Regions from separate parts of the Homo sapiens genome. Here region 1 is linked to region 2. The links are chromatin loops, found by intact Hi-C in ENCODE. Cell type or tissue: Calu3. All regions are shown on one strand.

Evidence for each region. A loop is a pair of places that touch in the nucleus more often than their neighbours do. Peaks named below come from ENCODE experiments on the same cell type or tissue, not always from the same donor. Only the 100,000 strongest peaks of a DNase experiment are listed, where the experiment ranks them.
Region 1: a loop joins it to region 2, with 7 times the contacts of the local background. A loop is called at or near these places in 23 of 110 quality-filtered maps.

The regions. Positions count from the first base shown.
Region 1 is chr1:231,230,609-231,238,608 of GRCh38, forward strand. All of the region lies in intron 2 of FSAF1 (40S small subunit processome assembly factor 1), which reads right to left. Among named protein-coding and RNA genes, the nearest start is that of FSAF1, 6.6 kb to the right of the region's middle. In Calu3, no CTCF peak of the experiment used is centred here; DNase peaks (open chromatin) are centred at 3,223 and 3,573.
Region 2 is chr1:231,586,604-231,594,603 of GRCh38, forward strand. The region is part of intron 4 of TSNAX-DISC1 (TSNAX-DISC1 readthrough (NMD candidate)); the gene reads left to right. LINC00582 (long intergenic non-protein coding RNA 582) reads right to left here. Exons shown (of 2, transcript NR_034037.1): 2 at 4,689-5,197. Among named protein-coding and RNA genes, the nearest start is that of LINC00582, 21 kb to the right of the region's middle. In Calu3, CTCF peaks have their summits at 4,175 (motif pointing left) and 4,381; a DNase peak (open chromatin) is centred at 4,178.

The sequences.
Region 1 (8,000 bases), 360 kb before region 2:
CCACAATGGAGTCCACTTGCTCTCTCCTTCTCCAAACGGGAGCTGTGCTTCTGCTTAGCCTGGTTCCTCATCCCCCACCCCAGCCCCCACCACTGTATTTAAGGTGTGTGGGTTCAGACAGTCAGTCACTGCATGTTTTCATAGATGATGGCTTCTGACTCCCTATGAAATGACTCTTCAGATGATGAGGAACTCTGCACTTAATTCACAGGGGGGTTATTACGATATAACTGGATAAAGTGTGATAAGTGTGTGGCACAGGGTCCAAAAAACAGCAAGGCTTACCCAACGCTCTTATTCCTAATGGATCTACTGACCATACCATCAGCAGCATCATGGGCATCCACTGTCACATTGGACGCTGACTGGCTCTCCGTGGGCTTGGGGTGCTGATGGTAACAGAGGACGTGACAGCAGAGGACCACTGTCAGGGTCCAGGCGTATGGCCTAGCTCTGTGCTATTAATCACAACAGACGCACTTTCCATTTACTTCATCTTCCTTCCTGGCTTCAGATTTTCTTCAAACCTGTCTCCCACTTGGCTGACAGCATCAAGTGCCTTAACTGAGACCACAGGCATAGCACGGAGGACTCTGTGTGCGCCACTTCCATTTTATCCACACCAGAAAGAGTCTTATTCCTATTCTATGACTGGAAAAAATTCCACATTTACTTTGAAGTTACGATATCTTTTCCACTGCCATGCACATCTAATCTATTTACTATGACCATATCTAACCCCTATAAAAACAAACAAAACCCTGTATACCGTTCCCAGATCTCCAAGATCCCCTAAGATATTTACCGCCTTTTCTAAACATTTAAGTAATTCCTCTCTTCCCTCCTACCCGCTCCACTGAAGTAATGGCTAAATCAAGTCTCTAAGTTGAACATTTCTTTTTCTTTTTTTGAGACGGGGTCTCACTCTGTCGCCAGGCTGGAGTGCAGTGGCGCGAGGCACGTCAGATTTCTAGCAATACTGGAGATGTTATAGATGTTTTTGGCCGATCTGTTACTAGAGATTAGCATGAGAATGGAGCAATTTAAAGAGGATTTCAGCACAGTAATAAAATTCTTGGCCAACTGTATGATAGCTACTATGAGGCTGAAACCCCTGGGCCCTGGAAAGAGACCGGCCTACAAAAGAAAGGAGCAATGTCGGGCCTCTCCTAGTTCCTGCTGTCCCCATCAGCAGCCACGGAGAACACCTAATCCCCTGCACCTTGGCTGTGGGGACACCAGGGCTGAGGGGCCGACTAGACCAAGGGGAGGAGAGAGTCCCTTGGTGGTAGCTCTGGCACAGACACAGATACCTCGGTGTCCTCATCCCTCTTTAAACAGTTCACCAGAAACATCTTAGTTTTGTAGCTATTGATGGCTTTTTGAGAAAGGGTCTGAGGTCTAGATCTGTGCATGTATCAAACACAAACTTTTGGGAAAAAAAAATTCTTGCCTCATTATTTCATAGCTGCTGAGTCCCTATTAGCATGACCCACCACTGTCTAATTTTTATTTTTATTCATAGCTTGAGAATCACTTCAGTACATTATTCATAATACATGACCTGACTTAGAAACCATCAGTGGTCTCCTCGGTTTTCTTTCCCCCCATATTCTCTGCAGTAGGAGGCATTACTGCCCATAGGCAATACTGGGTCCTCCACTACTTCCAGGCACACAGGCGACTCACGCTTCCCCGTCTACTTGATGCTAGGAATGCCTAGGTGGCTTTCCCTGGCCAAAGAAACACGAGCAGAGGGGGTGTGTGCCTACTTCCACGTGGACCCCTTAAGAGCCCTTCATTAACTCCCCTTTCCTTCATTAAAGCAACTAACCACCCTCCAGATGGTGGCACCCCGTCATCCCGGGTCCCTAGGTGAGGATGGTGTGGCACAGGAGACCTGCCTCTGCAAATCCCGATGGCCATGTAACATGAGAAAAATTAATTTTTGTCTTTTAAACCACTGGGATGTAGGGACTATTTGTTATCAAATCACAGCCTAACCTATCGCAACTAATCTAGCCTTACTATCCCACACAAGGGAGAGGGATATGTATGGAGATTCTGAGAACTTATATGCTGGGCAGGGAAGAAGGAAGAAAAGCTAGAAAAAGAAAGAACAGTTTGGAAGAAAAGTGAGAGATGAAGGCAGGCAGTCCACCAGATTCAGCAAACCCGTCTATGGGGTGATTTAGGTATTTTCTCTTACGCGGCTTAGATTTTCTTTCTTTTTTAATCTATTAGTTGAAGTGCCCAACCAACCTGTCTCCAATTAGAGAGAGAGTAGCCCGGTAAACAAATGCTCTTTTAAAAATGCAGACGGCTGTATGAATATTAAGAAGTTTGTTCACACCTTGATGAGCCTAAATTACTTCAGCTAGATTACTTTCTTCCTAACACCCATCTGACACTGATCTACTCAGGAACAGGAAGTCTGGCGTAAAAGTAAGAAGAGGCACTGGAGCATGGAGGATTTCCGGGTGGAGTACCATGCAGTGGGCTACATCCACATTGCGGGGCAGTATGAGAGCTGCAAGAATTTGGGGAACGATCAAAGCTATTTGACTATAACTTGCAAGAAATGTCTCTGTCTGGCGATGGCTCAGAGTCAGTGTACTTGTGTCACTCAAAGGACAAAGAGCAGAGCCTAACCTCACCTATGCTCTCTCTAGTATAAAAGTTATGTACACAGTGTTGAAGCCAGAAAGCCTGGGGTCTGAACCCAACCTTTGGCACTTACTTCAGCTCCATAATCCTTTATCTGGCATCCTTAGGGTCAGGTTCCAGCTTTAAAATTCAGAAGTCTTTACATTTTAAAAAGGCAAAACTGAATATACTGAATATTACAGACCACTTCCAGTAGGGTCCAAGGCAGTAATCCATAATTAAACACATTAATATTTCTGTGGCAATATCTATGAATATTCACACCAAATGAGATGAACAAAAAATTTTTTTTTTTGAGACGGAGTCTTGCTCTGTTGCCCAGGCTGGAGTGTAGTGGCACAATCTCGACTCACTGCAAACTCCGCCTACCGGGTTCAAGCGATTCTCCTGCCTCAGCCTCCTGAGTAGCTGGAACTACAGGCGCATGCCACCACACCCGGCTAATTTTTGTATTTTTAGTAAAGACAGGATTTCACCATATTGGCCAGGCTGGTCTTGAACTCCTGACCTTGTGATCCGCCTGCCTCAGCCTCCCACAGTGCCGGGATTAAAGGCATGAGTCACCGTGCCCAGCCGAACAAAAATGATTTTTAAAAGCTTCATCAGGTTTTTCTGCCAAATAAATCTGCACCAATCTTAAAAGAAAAGGGATCAATCAAATTGTGGTTTCCAGAGCTCTGGGTGTTTGGAATTGCAGATATGGGGCTGTGAGGTTAATGTTTAACTACAGGCAAGTAACTTAACCTCTTGTAAGTCTCAAGCTTCTCTGTGAAATGAAGACAGGTGCCAGGAATTGTGAGGATTGAGACCATAAATGAGTTAATGAACATAAACAAACACTCTCAGTACACCCCCAATAAATATTAGCAATTCGCTATATGCTCAGGGGCGGCCTTCATGTACCTCAGTCTCAGGATGCAAAGGTCCCTTCTGATCTACAGAACACTATTCTATTATGTGTTTCTTATCTCTTTCTTATCTGAGGCCACAAAAGAGGCTAAGGTTCCTGAAACAGGGGCAGTGAATGATTCACGTTAAGATGGCCCAATGCTAGCTGTGGAGAAATGGCAGTGACACAGCTCTAAGGGCTGAGCAACACACAGGTGTGTTAAGCTACATCTGACGCTTTCATTGCTTAAAAGCATAAGAATTTTCTTCCTTACAGGCAGCCTTGCACTTATGAAAGAGTAGGTTTGCCCATTCATTTTTTTGAGATCACTAGTCCAGGCCACGCTATTTTGAACCTGGACCACTGCAACAAACCCCTACATCAGTCTCCTCATGCCTCTTGCTATTGCTCCCTTATAATCGATTCACCACATAGGAGCTACAGTGATCGTTTTAAAATTTAAATCAGATTACCTCATGCCCTTGCATGAAATTCTTTGGTGGCTTCTCATGTACTTAAGACTAAAGTCCCAAGGCTCACTACTGCCTATGAGACCTGGCAAGGGCTGGTCTCAGCCTGTCTCTCTTGTATTAGCACCAACCATTCTCCCTTCTGTCCTAGTCTTGCTAGACTTCTTCCAGCTCCTTGAACACACCAGGCCTCTTCATACCCCACAATGTTAGCAAGGCTGTTTTCTCCCTCCTTGGCTCACTCTTCCCTGCCCCATTCACCAGCACCATTTAATACAGCATTAGCCTGAATGTTACCTCCTGAGAGACCTCCCTGACCACTACATCTAGACCAGGTTCTGCATGGTACTCCAGGACCCTATTTGTTTATAATTCTTTCTAATTATATTGCTCAACTCCAAAGTAGATTGTACAGTATACTCCATAAAGGCAAAGCACTATTATCTTCTTCACTGCTCCATCTGCAAGGTCTGCAGACAGCAGGCACCCAGTGATTGGTGGAATAAATGGAGGAATGAATATGTGATCCCATACTATTTCCAGCCAAATTACTTGTATAGTCACTACATTAAAAATGGGACATGGGCCGGACGCAGTGGCTCACGTCTGTAATCCTAGCACTTTGGGAGGCCAAGGAGGGCAGATCACGAGGTCAAGATCGAGACCATCCTGGCCAACATGGTGAAACCCCATCTCTACTAAAAATACAAAAGTTAGCTGGGCATGGTTGTGTGCACCTGTAGTCCCAGCTACTCAGGAGGCTGAGGGAGGAGAATCGCTTGAACCCGGGAGGCGGAGGTTGTAGTGAGCTGAGATCAGGCCACTGCACTCCAGCCTGGTGACAGGGCAAGACTCCATCTCAAAAAAAAAAAAAGGGACATGATGGCTGGGCACAGTGGCTCTCACACCTGTAATCCCAGTGCTTTGGGAGGCTGCGGCAAAAGGACTTCTTGAGATCAGTGGTTCAAGACCAAGCCTGGGCAACAAAACAAGACCCCAACTCTACAAAAAATTTTAAAATGAGCCAGGCATAGTGGTGTGCCCTATAGTCTTAGCTACTTGGGAGGCTGAGGCAGGAGGATGGCTTGGGCCCAGGAATTGGAGGCTGCAGTGAGCTATGATCACACCACTGCATTCCAGCAGGAGTGACAGAGTGACACCCTGTCTCTAAACATAAAAAAATATATATAAATGGTGGCCAAGTTCCGAGATGACCCCATGAAAACCTGCTTCAATGCACGATGCAGCTTAATCATAGAATTTATAGCACAAGTTCTGGAAAAATAGGGTAATTTCCTGGGTCTAGGCAGGGCCAGCTGGATTGTTGTCCAACTCACCATCCCCTTCTTCCTTTCTCAAGCATTCTCTAAAAATGACCAGCTGATGCTATGATTGGTCATGGAGATTACCATTACCCATCATATATTTTTGCCACCCATGTCTGTTTAACTGTCCTACAATGGCTTAGAAGTTTTTAGAGAACAAGGGCACAACTATACTTTCCCATGTTACACAAACTCAGCACAGCTGGTGTATTCCAATTAGCACCAGTTGGCTGACTACCCTTTAACTTGGCATACCCAGGATATGCCATAAGAACTAGCATTATATTCATGTGTATTTATTTCCACACCGCAATGTCAACATTCTGAGGTCATTTTACAGGTGTATGTGTTTTTAATGTGTCCACATTCTGTTTCCTTAACCAGACACACTCACATTTTCAAAGGACACATTTAAAAAAAAAACAAGAGGAAAGGGCAGAGAGCAGCAATGACAAATGAAAATTTTCATTAAGGTCAGGAAGTTCAAAACGTAGAGTGAGCTGAGGCTCCTGAGAAGAGCCAACTAGAATGCATCAGGGCTCGCTTGGAACGGGAAGCAAAAGACAATTTGACAGACTGCCACAGATGTTCTATTATTAAGCAACAGGGAAATGCAGACTCATTCAATCCCAACTCTTCTGTCTTTTCTATTAAAAAGAAAACTTTCCATTCCAGAAAAAAGAACATGAGGGAATATAAGAGGAAACTGAAGTCTGAGACATTTGAAGAAACAAGAAAGGGTGCCTAAATGCTTTATGTTAGTTGAAGTCTTCAAATGCTGAATTATATTGCAAAGCAGTGCTCACCAACATTTTTCATATCATGACACATACAGAAAATACCAGTATTTGTAGGGTACACTGGGGTACTGGGAGATGGCCAGCTTCGGGGCTCTGGTTGCCCCAAACACCAAGGGAATCCATTTCTTGACCCTCCCGTAACAGTTCCCAGAGCCTTATATTTGGAACATAAGAGTTAAGAAGCTTATCTAGAATCCTAAAATAAAGGTAGACATGGTTACAGATTCACTAATAATCTTTTTTTTTTTTTTTGGAGAAAGGGTCTCGCTCTGTCACCCCCGCTGGAGTGCAGTGACACAATCACAGCCCACTGCAGTCTCGACTTCCTGAAGTCAAGCAATCCTCTGGCCTTGGCATCCCAAAGTGCTCGGATTACTGGCGTGAGCCACCACGCTCAGCCTGCAGAATGCGCTAACGATCTTTGAGGAAGAGATGCCAGCAAGCTTGATATGAAATGCTACCTGAATTTTAGAAAAGATTATACAGATGGTTTTTAAAACCATAAAGATGTGGCAAACACTGGACACTAACATACATTTATACATTCATAAAGAACAATGCAAGCCAAACCATCTTCGTAGTGGGTAGAATTGTGGCCTCTAAAAACATATGGCCATGTCCTACTCCTCTTCAGAACCTGTGAATGTGATCTTACTTGGAGAGGGATCTTTATAATTAAACATCTCAAAAGGAGATCATCCCAGATTCAGGGTGGGCCTAAAGCAAAGAGGAAGGCAGAGGGAAACATGAGACTCAGGGACACAGGGATGAAAACCACATTAAGACGGAGGCAGAGATTATAGTTATGCAACCACAAGCCAAGGAAACTGTTAGAGCTACCTTCTGGTCAGAGGCAAAGGATTCTCCCCCAAAGCCCTCAGAGGGAGCATGGCCCTGCCAACACTTTGATTTTGGACTTCTGGACTACGGAACTGTAAGAGAATACATTTCTGTTGGTTTAAGTCACCATGTTTGTGGTAATTTGTTATAGCAGGCTTAGAAACTAATACGTTCAATCCTCACTTCTTTGTTGATAGACAAAGGTTTGCAGGACGTGGGGGATGTTACAGAAATGGAATAGCAATGAATTTGTCAAAGCCATTATGATATTCTTGTGAATAGATAAATTAAAAACATTTGGGGCCAGGCGCAGTGGCTCACGCCTGTAGTCCCAGCATTTGGGGAAGCCAAGGCGGGCAGATCACGAGGTCGGGAGATCAAGACCATCCTGGCTAACATGGTGAAACCCTGACTCTACTAAAAATACAAAAAACTAGCCAGGCGTGGTGGCAGGCACCTGTAGTCCCAGTTACTTGGGAGGCTGAGGCAGAAGAATGGCATGAACCTGGGAGGTGGAGCTTGCAATGAGCTAAGATCGTGCCACTGCACTCCAGCCTGGGCAACAGAACGAGACTCCGTCTCAAAAAAAAAAAAAATTAAAAACATTTGGAGGAGCAACCACACCTCCCTTGGGGACTGAATTTTAGGTGAGATTTACAAGCTCACTCTGAAAAAGATTACTGCTCAGAAAAATCAAATTGCTTTTCCACCAGCATTGCTTTTCCTCGAGAGCAAGAATTTCTATACATTTGGTTCACTGCTATATCCCAGTGCCTACAACTGTGGCTAGCACATAACAGGAATGCCAGAAAGAGTTGCTGTAAGAGTTAACTCAGCAGGCCTGTGTTTACCAAACCCTGCACATTCCCAAGAAAGTCCTATTTTCATGACTGGCAGTTGGCTGCCTCCTGAGAATTGAGCAATTAGAATATTCTGCCTGATCAGAGTGTTTTTGCATACCTGAGGTCTTGAGCCACTGCTGTACCAAGTTTTCCCAGACAGTTTATAC
Region 2 (8,000 bases):
GAGAGAGAAGGGGAAGCACTTGGCTGGAGCAGGGGCTTGCATAGCCTCTGGTAGCCACTGACAAGACCTCAGCACGGGAGGCCAACCCTCAGACGCATTGCTGTTCATTTAGTCAAAATGCTGAGCTGTACAATTAGAAAAAAATAACTCATTGTCCCTTCTCTCAAGATGCTGACAGGTTCATGGGGGAAATCAAACACCTTCAAGAAAAAGTAAGCATCCTACAAAGTAGTAACACAATTTACGTAGGAAGTTGGATTTAAAAAAAACTAATTTTTAGGCCTGGTGAGTTGTCTTATGCCTATAATCCCAATATTTTGGGAGGCCAAGGTGGGAGGATCGCTTGAGCCCAGGAGTTTGAGACCAGCCTGGGTAACTTAGCGAGACCCCAATCTACACAAAATTAAAGAATTAGCCAGGACTGGTGGTTTGCACCTATAGTCCCAGCTACTTGGGAGGCTGAGGTGGGAGGATCACTTCAGCCCAGGAGGTCACAGCTGCAGTGAGCGGTGATCCTGCCATTGCACTCCAGCCTGAGCAACAGAGTGAGACTGTCTCAAAAAAAAAAAAAGAAAGAAACTCTGTTTTTCATAGAGAGCCTACAGACATTTCTTAAGGGGAATCAGCTGTAGTCTAGTTAGGGAATTATGCAAATATATCAAAGAACTACATTACTTTTTTTTTTTTTTTTTTTTGAGAAGGAGTCTGGCTGTATCACCCAGGCTGGAGTGCAGTGGTGCAATCTCAGCTCACTGCAGCTTCTTCCTCCAGGGTTCAAGTGATTCTCCTGCCTCAGCCTCCCAAGTAGCTGGGACTACAGGCATGCACCACCACACCCAACTAATTTTTTTTGTATTTTTAGTAGAAATGGGGTTTTGCCATGTTGGCCAGGCTGGTCTTGAACTCCTGATCTCAAGCGATACCCCTGCCTTGGCCTCCCAAAGTGCTGGAATTATAGGCATGAGCCACTGCACCTGGCCTAGATCACTTTTATTAGTATGTGATTTGAAACAGAGCACATGTAGTTCATCTAACAAACTTCGTAGAACATTTCTTTACAGTGTAGTACCATTGTAATGCAAATGGCATTTATAATGCAGAGGGAGAGGTTTGACATATCGTTTTACTCTTTGAGATACAGCGTGTTCCTAGTGTGGTATTTTTTTTACCTTGTTTGGAAACCAGTTAGCACAGCTAACCTTTGTCTCATGGAAACTTAAATCACTGTTGGTTAACCTGGGGGCCCAGCCATCATCTGTACTGATGATCACCTAGTGATGGTTACATTCTAGTGCGGTGTCTGAATGTCCGAGGTATATTTGGATCACTTTTAACTGAAGACCCAGTCTTTGTTTGTTTTTTTTTTTTCCAAGACGGAATGTTGTACTGTCGCCCCAGGCTGAAGTGCAATGGCACAATCTCGGCTCATTGCAACCTCTGTCTCCTGGGTTCAAGAGATTCTCCTGCCTCAGCCTTCCAAGTAGCTGGGATTATAGGCGCCCACCACCACGCCTGGCTAATTTTTTGTATTTTCAGTAGAGATGGGGTTTCACTATGTTGGCCAGGTTGGTCTCGAACTCCTGACCTCGTGATCCACCCGCCTTGGCCTCCCAACATGCTGGGATTACAGGCCTGAGCCACCGCGCCAAGGCTAGGACCCAGTCATTTAATGGTCTATATTTCTGTGCAGTTTTTAGCTAATATAATACTACAGTGGCCTTCTTTACGGGCATGGTTGTTTATTTTATTTAAAAAGTAACTTTAAAAATTATTGTCCTAAAATCTCATTCTGAATTACTCTTCTGTTGTTCTCAGTGTGTGTAAGAATCTTGCCTTGGGCTTGTTTTGAATCCCCCAGCCAGGAGTGGTAGGAACTTTGGAGTTCACTGATTAACAGCAAATGGTGGGAAAGCGCAGAATTTCCTGGAGCCACATGATTTGGTAGCAGGTGCAAAGGGAACTCTATGGTTTGAGCTATTACATCCCAGAGGCATGATCGAAACAAAACCTCTTTTTAAATGGGGTTAACCTAGAAGGTGACAATTAAAATGTTGAGAGATATTGTTAGGACAGCCACTGTGGGCAAGTAGTGGTGCCCATAGGAGAGATGCCAGAAGACGACTAAGGAGGTGTCACAACCAGGAGCAGAGACCCTGCAGATGGCAACTCACAACAAAGAGAGCGAGGATCAGGTCAAAAGCTCAGGGGGCTGTTCAACAAATTTTGATAAAGGTGACGTGGAGTTCAATCTGAAACCAGGAAGTGGAAGACCTCCCTGTGTCCCCTACAACATCTGTCAACAACGCCTGCCTTTGTGTTAAAACGAGGCCGGAATGGGGAGCAAACTAAAGAACGGGGACCAGTTTCCTCTCTTTGTGCCCCAGTTCCCCCTCCTTTGTATACACCCTCCATCCTGAATAGACTCTGGTTCTCAGCGCTAACACCGACAACATTCATCCTGTAGAGAAACAAATGTTGCTCAGAAGGACACAGCCAAAGAATCATCAGAGAGTTGGGAGCCAAGACCCCCGAGGTAGCACTTGTGGAAATCAAGTCTACATAAGATAACCCATGCAAACAAGCCAAACAAGGCCAACATTGAATGTCACATAGACTGTTTTTTTCCCATCATAAGGCAGAACTTTGATAGAACAGCGAGCAACTTGACGACATGGTTTTAGACTGTTAGACCCTAGTGGCGGCCACGACTGGCTGATGAGTGTTTCCCTCGTTGGGCATTTTAAAAAAAATCACTAAATACTTTATATCTCTTAGAATTTTTGTTGTAAACATGTTGAAAGAGCTGTTTTAGAATTAGCTAGACATTGATTTTTTTCTGATTTTTATGTCACTCTTGTGCACAGATTAAAAAAAGAAAATACAAACAAATCTAATTGGTCAAGGTATTCCTAAACGTTTTTGCATTCAGAGGCTCTTTCATCAATCATCTCCACCCCCCAACCCTGGCTTTACTGAAGTATGATTGACAAATAAAAATTGTACACATTTGGCCGGGCGCAGTGGCTGACGCCTGTAATCCCAGCACTTTGGGAGGCCAAGGCAGGTGGATTACCTGAGGTCAGGAATTCAAGACCACCCTGACAACATGGTGAAACCTCATCTCTACTAAAAATACAAATTTAACTGGGTGTGGTGGTGCATGTCTGTAATTCCAGCTACTTGGGGAGGCTGAGGCTGGACAATCGCCTGAACCCGGGAGGCGGAGATTATAGTGAGCTGAGATCACGCCATTGCGCACCAGCCTGGGCAACAAGAGCAAAAAAACTCTGTCTCAAAAAAAAAAAAAATTGTCACTTTGGGAGGCCAAGGCGGGTGGATCACGAGGTCAAGAGATCGAGACCATCCTGGCTAACATGGTGAAACCCCGTCTCTACTAAAAATACAAAAATTAGTTGGGCGTGGTGGTGTGTGCCTGTAGTCCCTGTTACTTGGGAGGCTGAGTCAGGAGAATCGCTTGAACCCAGGAGGTCAAGATAGCAGTGAGCTGAGATTGTGCCACTGCACTCCAGCCTGGCAACAGAGTGAGACTTTGTCTCAAAAAACAAAAAAATTGTACACATTTAAGGTGTACAATGTGATGTTTTGATATATGTGTACATTGTGAAGTGATTATCACAATCAAACTAGTCACATATCTGTCATGTTTGTTTGTGTGTGGTGTGAATGCTTAAGATCTATTTTCTTAGCAAATTTCACGTATACATTTTTTTCCCCTTTTTTAAAGAGATAGGATGTCACTACATTGGCCAGGCTGGTTTCAAACTCCTGGGCTCAAGCAATCCTCTACCTCAGCCTCCTGAGTAGTGGGGATTACAGAGGCATGCCACAGTACTCCACAACACATTATTATTAACTATAGTCACCGTGCTGTAAAGTAGGTTTCCAGACCTTATTCACCTTATAACTGAAGTTTTGTACCCTGTAACCAACATCCCCCAGTCCATGGTAACCACCATACTACTACTCCGTGTTATGGTGAGCTCGACGTTTATTTAGATTCCACACGAGTGAGATATGCAGTATTTGTCTTTCTGGGTCTGGCTTATTTCACTTAAGATAATGTTCTCCAGGTTCACCAGTGTTGTAGATCCTTGGGCATTTTTAGAAGTGAAGGTCTGCCTGTGAAGATTTCCTAGAAGCTTCTGCCCTCTAGCGCCCAGCCTGAGAGGTAGTGTGGCACCATCCCTACTTATCCGTGCTTCCTTCCTCAATTTACAAATCGTGATTCAGCGTGAGAAAATGATAAAGTCAGCAGGATGGAGGTGAGTAGTGCAAATACATAGCAAATACTGTAAAGATTGATGGAAGAGAAATTGGGAGAATCTAGTTAACTAGACCCAAAAGCATGCACACACCAGTATTATTTCCTTCCCTTTCTCTCGCCCCCTCCGCTTGTAAGTTACCCTCCACCCCATCCCTTCTCCAGGAGAAACGTGCAGCCAGTCCTCAAAGTCCCCCATCACTGGTCATGTCCTTAATCTCCCTGCTTTCTTCTGCCCTTCTTTCCAAGTGGAGAATGTGGGTTACCTGGTGGGAGAAAGCAGATCTGACTGAAGTTCTCTATGGACTCCAGTAGAAGGCATAACTTCGTATAGGTGGGCCTATATCCGTCATTTATTGTTTTCTAAAAACAGATTTGTTATGATGAGAAAAATAATGCACGCTAATTGCAGAAAAGTACAAATTCCCTCACTTATTTATTTCTGCATGCAGATGCTTATTTAACTCAGGCTAAGTAGGTTAAGGTAAGAAATTCTGGAATGGGAAGACAGATCATTAGAGAAGAGGATAGTGGAGCTTCTAAGAGAGTCCAGGTAGGGATCACACCCAGACTCTGCATTCTTTCCCCTCCTCTGAACGCTGCCCCTTGACGTTCTTCGGTTTCCCTTCCTTCAGAGCATGTGCCCAATATCACTGTACACATTCACGTAGTTCTTTCCGCCTCTGACCTGTGATTGCTTGGGGATCTGAGCACCACGGACTGGACTGGGGTGACCTGGTGGGTTGGGCTGAATGCGGGCGCTGGGGCAGCTGCCATGGCCAAGCCTTGCCCTGGAGAACAGCTGTGCTGGGCCCACTCAGACGTACGTGCCTCCCCAGCAGACTGGCTGCATCTGGTATCCTCTTTGACTTCATCTGCATCTCTGTAACTCGAGGTCAAGCAGAAAAGAATAACCTGTTGAAATAACAAATCCATTAAGTTATTTTTAAATATGGATAAGTAAAAAATAAGAAAACAGAAATGGTTTATAATCCCACCTCCTAGCTAGCCTTTGTGGATATTTAAAAAATTACAGGCACAGCCTTAAAATGTGCAAAACAGCACGGGAAAGTCCAAATGAAAAGTAGACAGACTTTCTTTCCAGCAGTCCTTCATTTCAAAGATAACCATTACTGTCTGGGAAAAAAATATGTATGTGTATACTATCTTTTAAAATTTGTAGAACATAGATTTTTTTCCATATTCATTCTGCTGCTTTTTTCTTTTTTCACTTCCTATTTCTCAGAGATATTTATACATTGGCACATCTAGATGTAATTAATACTTCTTAAAAGTGCATAGAATTCCATTTGTAAGGTAGCGTAATTTATTTAGCTTCTTCCTTACTCATGGATATTCAGGGTTTAGTTTTCTCGCTATAACCACATTGCAATGAACGTATGCTTATGTCTGTCTTGGAATATTTTTGTTGGTGTAATCGACAGGGTAATTTCATAGGAGTGGAAGTGCCAAGTTGCATAATGTGGAACTACACTTTAAAAAGGTATTGGTACAGTTTGTCAAATTGCCCTTAAAAAAGATCATACACATTTGGCCGGGCTTGGTGGCTCATGCCTGTAATCCCAGCACCTTGGGAGGCCAAGGTGGGCAGATCACCTGAGGTCAGGAGTTCAAGACCAGCCTGGCCAACATGGCGAAACCCCGTCTCTACTAAAAATACAAAAATTAGCCAGGCGTGGTGGTGGATGCCTGTAATCCTAGCTACTCAGGTGGCTGAGGCAGGAGAATCGCTTGAACCTGGGAGGCAGAGGTTGCAGTGAGCAGAGATCTCACCATTGCACGCCAGCCTGGGCAACAAGAGCAAAACTCTGTCTCAAAAAAAAAAAAAAGCATAGAAGTTTATACTCTCACCACAAAGTGAACAAGGTTGAGCATCTTTTCATATGTAAAATGACAGTTAATATTCCTTTTTCTGTCAATTGCTTATTCATATTCTTTGCTGATTTTTCCATTGGGTTCAGCATTTACTGATTTGGCTGAGCTTGATAAATTAAGAAAATTAGGCTTTTGTCTTTCATTGTATTTTATAAATGTTTTCTCCAATTTGTCTTGTGTTTTAACTTTGTGTTTAGTTCTTGTTTTTGTTTGGTTTGGTTTTTGCTGCAGCAGCATTTTTAACATTTCATACAGCAAATTTGGCAGAGCACCTTTAGGCTATTGGCTTTTCTGTCTTATTTTGAAAGGTCTTCCCCACTGCAAGCTTATACATCAATTTACCCATGCTTTTTATTTAAAACAACAACAACAGCAGCCGCCACCACATGGTTGTTGTCAGGAAAGCCAGCTAGTAAATGCAGAAAGTTTATAAAATACACTTAAGAAACAGAAAAAAATGTTATCGTGAAATTGCTAGAGATAGTCACTGTGAATATTTTGTCATAGAAAGTTCTTGCCTTTGTGAAGGACGTGAACAGACACTTCTCAAAAGAAGACACTTATGCAGCCAAAAAACACATGAAAAAATGCTCACCATCACTGGCCATCAGAGAAATGCAAATCAAAACCACAATGAGATACCATCTCACACCAGTTAGAATGGCAGTCATTAGAAAGTCAGGAAACAACAGGTGCTGGAGAGGATGTGGAGAAATAGGAACACTTTTACACTGTTGTTGGGACTGTAAACTAGTTCAACCATTGTGGAAGTCAGTGTGGCAATTCCTCAGGGATCTAGCACTAGAAATACCATTTGACCCAGCCATCCCATTACTGGGTATGTACCCAAAGGACTATAAATCACACTGCTATAAAGACACATGCACATGTATGTTTACTGTGGCATTATTCACAATAGCAAAGACTTGGAACCAACCCAAATGTCCATCAGTGATAGACTGGATTAAGAAAATGTGGCACATATACACCATGGAATACCATGCAGCCATAAAAAATGATGAGTTCATGTCCTTTGTAGGGACATGGATGAAATTGGAAATCATCATTCTCAGTAAACTATCGCAAGAACAAAAAACCAAACACCGCATATTCTCACTCATAGGTGGGAATTGAACAATGAGAACACATGGACACAGGAAGGGGAACATCACACTCTGGGGTCTGTTGTGGGGTGGGGGGAGGGGGGAGGGATAGCATTGGGAGATATACCTAATGCTAGATGACGAGTTGGTGGGTGCAGCACACCAGCATGGCACATGTATACATATGTAACTAACCTGCACATTGTGCACATGTACCCTAAAACTTAAAGTATAATAATAAATAAATAAAAGAAAGTTCTTGCCTTTGATTCTATGCAGTAACTGACTGTATTTTGATGTCATGAATTATACTTGTTAAATATTTGAGTTATATTTTTTAAAAAAAGTTTTTTCAGCTGTAATTTATATATCATGAAATTCACCCATTTTAGATGTATAATTCAATGATTTTTAGTAAACTTACAGAATTGTGCAATCATCACTACAATCTAAGTTTAGAACCTTTATTTCCTTCACCCCGGAAAGAAACCGTGTGTCCATTTGCTGTCACTCTCCATTCCCTCCCCTCAGCCTTAGGCAACCAATAATCTACTTCCTGTCCCCATGGATTTGCCTTTTTTGAACATTTTATATAAATGGAATCATACAATATGTATGTTTTTGTGTGTTTGGCCTCCTTCACTTTTGTGTGTTTGGCTTGATTTGTGTTTGCTGAAGTTGGGGCACATTCAGAATGGGGTTGACACCTTAGGAAGTGG